3 separate regions of the Homo sapiens genome follow, and all the other regions are linked to region 2. Evidence: chromatin loops called from intact Hi-C (ENCODE). Cell type or tissue: CD4-positive, alpha-beta T cell. All regions are shown on one strand.

The links. Peaks named below come from ENCODE experiments on the same cell type or tissue, not always from the same donor. Only the 100,000 strongest peaks of a DNase experiment are listed, where the experiment ranks them.
Region 1: it touches region 2 in a loop (3-fold over the local background); 4 of 110 quality-filtered maps call a loop at or near these places.
Region 3: a loop joins it to region 2, with 3 times the contacts of the local background. A loop is called at or near these places in 8 of 110 quality-filtered maps.

The regions. Positions count from the first base shown.
Region 1 is chr11:14,147,785-14,150,284 of GRCh38, reverse strand. All of the region lies in intron 6 of SPON1 (spondin 1), which reads right to left. Among named protein-coding and RNA genes, the nearest start is that of SPON1, 190 kb to the right of the region's middle. In CD4-positive, alpha-beta T cell, CTCF peaks have their summits at 1,201 and 1,401 (motif pointing right); a DNase peak (open chromatin) is centred at 1,444.
Region 2 is chr11:14,073,946-14,076,445 of GRCh38, reverse strand. It overlaps SPON1 (spondin 1), which reads right to left. Exons shown (of 16, transcript NM_006108.4): 4 at 1,028-1,101. Among named protein-coding and RNA genes, the nearest start is that of SPON1, 110 kb to the right of the region's middle. In CD4-positive, alpha-beta T cell, no CTCF peak of the experiment used is centred here; a DNase peak (open chromatin) is centred at 1,185; H3K4me3 peaks cover 1,084 bases; H3K27ac peaks cover 985 bases.
Region 3 is chr11:13,954,598-13,957,097 of GRCh38, reverse strand. No RefSeq gene overlaps it. Among named protein-coding and RNA genes, the nearest start is that of SPON1, 6.9 kb to the left of the region's middle. In CD4-positive, alpha-beta T cell, a CTCF peak has its summit at 995 (motif pointing left); a DNase peak (open chromatin) is centred at 1,027.

The sequences.
Region 1 (2,500 bases), 74 kb before region 2:
TATTATGAGATCAACTTTTTCAGCTCCCACATATGAGTGAGAGCATGTGATATTTATCTTTCCATGCCTGGCTTATTATCACTTAACAAAATGTCAACCAAGCTCATCTACATTGCCTCAAATGATGGCATTTCATTCTTTTTTATGGCTAGATAGTATTCTATTGTGTATATACACCAATTTTTCTTTATTCATTGATTTGTTGATGGACACTTATGTTGATTCCATATCTTGGCTATTGTGAATAATGCCGCAATAAACATGGGAGTGCAGTTGTCTCTTCATCATACTGGTGTAATCACCTGTTTTTCTGTCAGTCTTTCCCAAGAGACTAGGAGTGCCTTAAGGACAAGTGATTTCCCAGTCATGCCTCACTTAACAACGGGGATATGCTCTGAGAAATGTGTCATTAGGCAATTTCTTCATTGTGCAAACATCATAGAGGGTACTTACACAAACTTGGAGGGTCTAGCCTACTACACACCTAGGCTATATGGTATAGCCTATTGTTTTTAGGCTATAAACCTGTACAGCATGTGGCTGTACTGAATACCATAGGCAATTGTAATGCAATGGTAAGTATTTGTATATTTAAACATATCAAGGTACCATTAAAATAAGGTATAAAAGATAACAAATGGTACACCTGTATGGAGCTTGCAGGACTGGAAGTTACTCTGTGTCAGTCAGTGAGTGGTGAGTGAATGTGAAGGCCTAGGACATTACTGCACACTACTGTAGACTTAATAAACACTGTACACTTAGGCTACACTAAATTTATAAAAACACTTTTCTTCAATAATAAATTAACCTTAGCTTATTCTAACTTTTTACTTTATACACTTTTTTTTACCTTTTTAACGACTGTAATAATACTTAGCTTAAAACAACAACACAGTGCATGTTGTACAAGAATGTTTTCATTCTTTATATCCTTATTCTACAGGCCTTTTTAATTCTTTTTTTAACTTTTTAAACTTTTTTGTTAAAAGCTAAGATGTAAACACACACATTTTAAAAAATGTGCTTAAGCCTTTACAGGGTCAGGATCATCAACATCATTGACTTCTACTTCCACACCTTGTCCCACTGGAAGGTCCTCGGGGGCAGTAACTCATCACTTTCAGCTTCTAGGATAACAATGCCTTCCTTTGGAATACCTGTGAAGGACTTGCCTGAGGCTGTTTTATAGCTAACTTAAAAAAAATAAGTAGGAGTACCCTCTAAAATAATGATAGAAATTACAGTATAGTGAATACTAGGCAATGGGAATTTTTAGCTCCATTATAATCTTAAGGGACCACTGTCATGGATGCAGTCTGTCGTTGACTGAAATGTTATGCAGTGCATGACTGTATGGTGTTTGATGCATGAATGAATGAATGAATGCAGTCTATGTTAGGTGCACACATCTTTTTTTACCACTAGATGGCAAGTATTCATTGAAAAGTCCAGCTCTAAACTGTCTCAGAGACACAATCTGGTGAAAAGTAAATGTTTCAGTACACTGGAGGAGTACATACACCAGAGTGACGTTTTCAGGGCTGCCTATGTCTCTTCTCTTTTAGCAGAGACAGAAAAAAGTACCAGGAGGGAAGTCAAAAGTCCTGTGTTGCCACTAGCATTTGGACATGTGAAGTATATTTTCTGAGCCTCAGTTTTCTCACCTAAAATAACAGGTGGACTGTAGCTCTCTTGGTCACCAGGAGGAGAACGATCTACCAAGACCCCACAATGTGCTTTCAGATACAGCATCGTTTAAATGTTCCTAAGCTTGGGTGTTTGTTGGTTGGTTGGCTTATTTTTTTTTATTTCAACTATAAAATAATTACTTTTTGAATAGATAGCACAAAAACATGGTACCACATTCCAAAGGCACCAAAGGGAATACAGTGAAAGGTCCCTCTCTTCGTTTTCCGCAATCTCTTAACTCTCCACCCCAGAGGCAACCACTATTAATATTCTTATATACCCTTCAAGAGACGTAAGTACACATCTTTAGAAAGATAGCACAAATGGGACCAATCATGAGTACCCTGCTGCATTTTCTTTTTTAATGAAACAATTTGTCTTGGAAATGTTTAATATCAAAATCTCATATTTATTTAACTGGTCCCCTATTCATGGATATTTAATTTATTCCACTCTTGTGTTACAATGTCCAATAAATAGAATGTGCCTAAATGTGAGTATATCTGTGTATATAAATTTCTGACTGAACTGCTGAGTCAGAAGAAAGCGCTCTCCAGTGTAGAAAGGTGTTTCCCTACACCTCTGACAATATAGTTGTCAAAAGTCTAACAGATCAAAAATTGTAGCTCTGTGAAACTAATTTGTATTTCTATGATTGTAAATGAAGTTGAACATCATTTATAATATCTAAAAGCCATCTCATTTTCCTTTTCTGAGACCTGTCCATGTGTTTTGATCTATTGGTTTGTTGGTCTTTTAAAAACTGACCATAAGAAGCTCTTTATATATCAAAAAAAAATTAGCCCTT
Region 2 (2,500 bases):
GCACGTAGCAAAGCACCCCAAACATATTACCTATTATTATTGTTTTCCCCGAAGACCTTTATCAACCTTTCTTTTTCTTAGTAGCTTATACTTTGCTATAGTTGGAGAGGATTATTTCTTCTCCAAACACTAATTGCTCTAAATGCAAATAAAAATTCTGCAAAATTAAATAGAAATGAGATTGTTATGCTGTATAAATATAGAGCATTTTTTATTTTTATTTAGTTATCCAATAACTTTTAAAAACATTCCGATGTTTAAGGTCAATTTTTTTTGCAGTAGATTAATGAATAAGCTTTCAGATATAGATAACAAGAGCTATCTATTCTATAGACAGCATTTACTATGTGTCAAGGAGGTACTGTACTATTTTATCTATTTAAGTCACATGGCTAGAAGGGGCAGAGGCAGATCCGAACCTGGGCCTGATCTAAACTCAGGTCTCTGCTTTATCCCCCGAGTCTAGTTAGCCTCCATGAGCTTTGTTACAATACCTTCAACCTAAGGAGAGAAGGTTGATAAGTTTGCAAATCTAAGGACTAGATCCTTGAATGTGGTGATATCACAAGGTCAACACCCCCTTGGCATCCCCATCCCCTGCTGGGCTTCTCTGGAGAAAATCCTCCCATATTGTCTGGGTGCCACACAAGATCTTGCTGGTGATTTTTTTCCAAAGAACCATTACAGACTTTTTAAAGGTACACAATTGTGCATTCCTTAATTAAGTCCTGTGAATTATTCCAAGGAACCTCTTCAGAATAATCACTGTTTCACAAAAATAAGAAGACGACACCAATATAAGGTACATTATCTTCTACCCAGGGAATCAAGCTGAGTAATTAGAGCTTAAGGCGGATCCAATTACCCACAGCACACAGCCAGATTAAAAATCGGAGCTACGTGAGGAAGCAGAACCCAGAGGAACTCACGAAGCCCAGGGGCCTTAATTCTTGCAGCAGGAGGATCGTGCAGGAGGAGCTGCCTTCCATGTCTCTGCCCCTCCCCCTCCCCACCCACAGGGTCTTACCTTGTTCACAAAGTTTCTTGGTCAGAGAGCCCTCATCTTGAAAATAAATAATGCGTTTTTGTACGATGCTGGCCCTGTGAAGAAAGAAGACCCAAGCACAGTGGTGAGGAGGGCAGGAAGGCAGGTTTGGGAGATCAGTCAGACATAGTCCCTGCTTGGCTTTGTGGCTTTGAGTGAGTCACCCCAACTCTCTCTGTCTTCATGAGAAAATTAACATAACAGCAATACCTGCTTTATGGGGTTGTGGTGAGAACTAAGTCAGAAAATGTATGTCAAGAGATTAACACATACCTAGAAACCACTCCACTCAATATTAGTTACTAAATTGTTTTTGGTGGTAAGGTTATTGTGAAGGTAAGAAAGTGAACTAACAGTATTTTAATAACTTTTCTCAATGGTTTATTTTACTCTACTTTTCATGTTAAACTATTGAGGCCATTTATAGATCAGCCAAATTCAAATCACAGAAGCATGTCAGATCCTCTTTGTGAAGGGGAAAAAGGAATTTAAAAATATATTTTGATTTGTTCTGAAAATGTCATTCTATATCTTTCCTGAAAGTCTAGACAAAACTGTCTCCTACATTCTGAACAAAGACAACTTCAGCTGTTATATCTCCCTCTTAAACATGTCAAATGCAGGATCTTAGAATTTGGAAAAAATATTTTGAGGCTGAAAAATGACTTACTTTTGGCCAGCACATATTTTCGCTTTAATTTGGGATTGCACAGACATGCTTCTTTTATTTTAACCCACTCTGTTGTTGATTTTCAGCTGGCCTTGAAGGGGTTGGATACTGAAACCCAGAGTTTCAGTAATTTGAAAGTTTACAACATTTAGAACTGAGACAATGCGAAAGGATCTTGGACCACTTCTACTGATTTTCTTCAGCAATGCTACTCAGTCAAACGGTAATTTTCACTTCCATTCACCCTGTTTAACAGATATAGGGATTCCTTGACTGTATTATAGCTGACCACACTGAAGGAGTATTAGAGTCACATGATCTGCATGTGTCACATGATCCCAGACCCAGGAATGGGGCCATGTGTGCATGGATCCACAGAGTACAGAGGCAATCTTCCTGATGGTCTGGGCCTAGGCCAGGATGACTTTCCAAAGAAATATCTACTCTACATCTAGTCTTGCACAAAATAATACAATTCTGACCATCCTACAGATGTCTTTTACAGTCATTCCTTACCCAAGAGAGACAAGATGTTGAAATAAATGAATGAAATATGCTTCCTGTCTACGCAAAGCTACTTTGATCATTCTTTTGACTATGAAGCAAAAGAAAGTTTCCTCAGGCCAAGAGAATAACAGTCTTCACCCCAAAGCCAAATAACAAAGCCTTTTGTTAGTCAGATCATCCCATCATCTCCAACAGTGCTTTTCAGAGTGTTTTCCACTCTGTGCCTCCAGGACCTCTGTGGAGGGGAAGGGGCAGGCTTAGTGGGAAGTATCCCAGGC
Region 3 (2,500 bases), 120 kb after region 2:
TACTACAAATGCATGAATTCTACCTTTAAGTATAGTTCTTAAATTTATTCCTAATCAGTTTCTTTTCCTATTCATCTAGTCCTTACCATCTTTTCAAGCCTGCTTCATCACTCTTTAATTCTCACTCTTTGGTATGGAGAGGGGTGGTTACTTGCCCTCTTATTTTATCCCTCACATGGGGGACATTAGGCATGAACTTCTTCAAATCTCCATATCTCCTTCCACAAACCAAACTCTGGCAAAATCCAAGTTCACTTCTTGCCTCAAATGCAGAAGGGTTTAACTCTTCAATTTTTTCAAGGCTAATCCCCTACTTGCATTCTTGTCCTCATTTCCTGACTTCTGCCAAACACTGATCTAGCTCTTATCCTCTCTCCCTCTTGTATTTCTGTTTCTGTTTCTGTCCATGTCCTTGGCCTGCGGCTCTAGCTAAGTCTTCCCCATCCTGGGCGGGGAATTGGACTAGGGATTCAGGTAGTGCTAGTCAAGAGACTGGACTTTTTACTGACCTTGTCTCACTCTCTGTGTCCTCTGTTGTAACTCTGTTTCCTCAGTTTTCACTCATTTTTTTTTTCATGTGGTGTAGCTTGGAATCAGCTCATATCTCTTTACGGAAAGTGTTCTAACAGAGATCACCTAAGACCTCCTAATTGCCATAGACGTTGTCTGAATTAAAAACAGCGGAATAGAAGCTCACCACTGAGAGCAGTTAAAAAGAATTGCACAGCAGGAGGTCTTCCAAGGTATAGATCTGCTCCCAACCTGGAGATCTCTAAGTCTCCTTGCTTTTAGGTTTACGGATTAAAGAGAGCACTGTGTCTAAATGCAGCACAGCATGCCAGGTGCAGCTGTGGGCAGCTCCCAAGAGCAAACCCTTGCAAGTCCAGCCACACATAGAACCCAGACGCAGTCTACATTCCCCTTGTGGTTCTCTTGCTATTAATCTAGCAACCCGACCCAAGCAGAACCACTTTTTTGAAGTTCTGGGAACTTCATGGCTTGGACCACATGACCATGGCACACTACTGCCACCTGGTGACAGTGAACTGAACATGCAGCAGTATTAAGTAAAAACTCCTAAGCACCCCGGCACTCCTTGAACCTATTTTAAACTGGAATGTTTGGGCCCATTTTAGACTAGATTGTTTGCTCTTTGAGAATAGACTCATTGAGTTTTACACTATTTTAGAATAATATGTCTGCATAAAGCAGGTGTTTAGTGAATTTTTGTGAAATTTAAGCCTTTCATTCATTCAGCAAACATGTATTGGAGGAGGTAATCCAAAGAAAAACAAGACATAATTCCTGCCTTCAAGAAGCCGCAGAGATGGATAAAGCAGATATTTGTAAAACAAAGAATTATGTGTACTAAGTATTAAAGGGGGCACAGAGAAGGGAGTAACTAATTCTGCCCAGGTAAAGTAACACTTGAAAAGGTACTCAACACCTTCTCGAAAGACAGATCAGAACTTGTCAACTGGACACGGGGATGGAGAATATAGGAGGGGAGGAGAGCTAATGCAAAAGCTTAGAGATGAGAGAAGGCAGAGTGTGTCCTTCGGGTAGCAGAGTGACCTTTTCAGTGGCATTGTATGAAGATGGATTGTCCAGTGAGAGTGTAGGGGGGGTGACACATGTTAAGAGGCTTTAACAACAGTCCAGAGGAGAGCTGCGAGCTAAGGCTAGGAGGAAGGGATGAATTGGAGGGCTGTTCAGGAAGCAGACTAAAGAGGATGGAACGCCTGGTGATATGCAGGAAGGGAGACGGGAGTGGCTCTGAGAGTTCTCATAAGGGCCACTGGGTTGTATATCTACCACCTCAGTGGTATATTTTTCCAAGACAACAAATTCAAGAAGAGAACCCACGGGACATGTGGGAATGAGGAATGTGTGAGATGATATATATTCCATTGTGGACACTTGACATTTAAGGGGTCTTTCAGAGGGGGATGTACAGTGGACTGTCAAAGACAATAGGTTTCTATCTCAGAAGGGAGTGAGCACTGGAGACAGAGACCTGGGAGTTGGTATTGTGCCCCAACACTCCCTTTAAGATACTCTCAAAGCTTAGCTGTCTTATGTTACTTCTCAGCTTTGTGCTCTGATTTCCAAACCAATAGACCGATTTGATAGATGTAATTTTGCTAGCATGCTAATGGGAAAATAGTAATCTTGAGTTCCCTACCTGGTTCACAAGGTGACACAGGAGGATGTTTACAATGGCATCCCAGGGTAAACAAAAGATGTAGGACTCTAGCCTCTGTAACCTAGAAGGTACTCATGGTTCTGGAGAGCTTCCCAAGCTTGTTGGCTGATCGCTCCTTTGCTCATGCATAAAGCTGGAACTGGAGGAAGGCACTGAGGGCGGAGAGTAGAGGAGAAAATAGACCTACATCCTTTCTGCCTGACAAGAAGAGAAAGAGACAGAAGGGAGGGAAGGAGACAAAGCAAACAGAACTGGAAATAGGGAAGAAGACAGAAATGACCAGAAAGCATATTT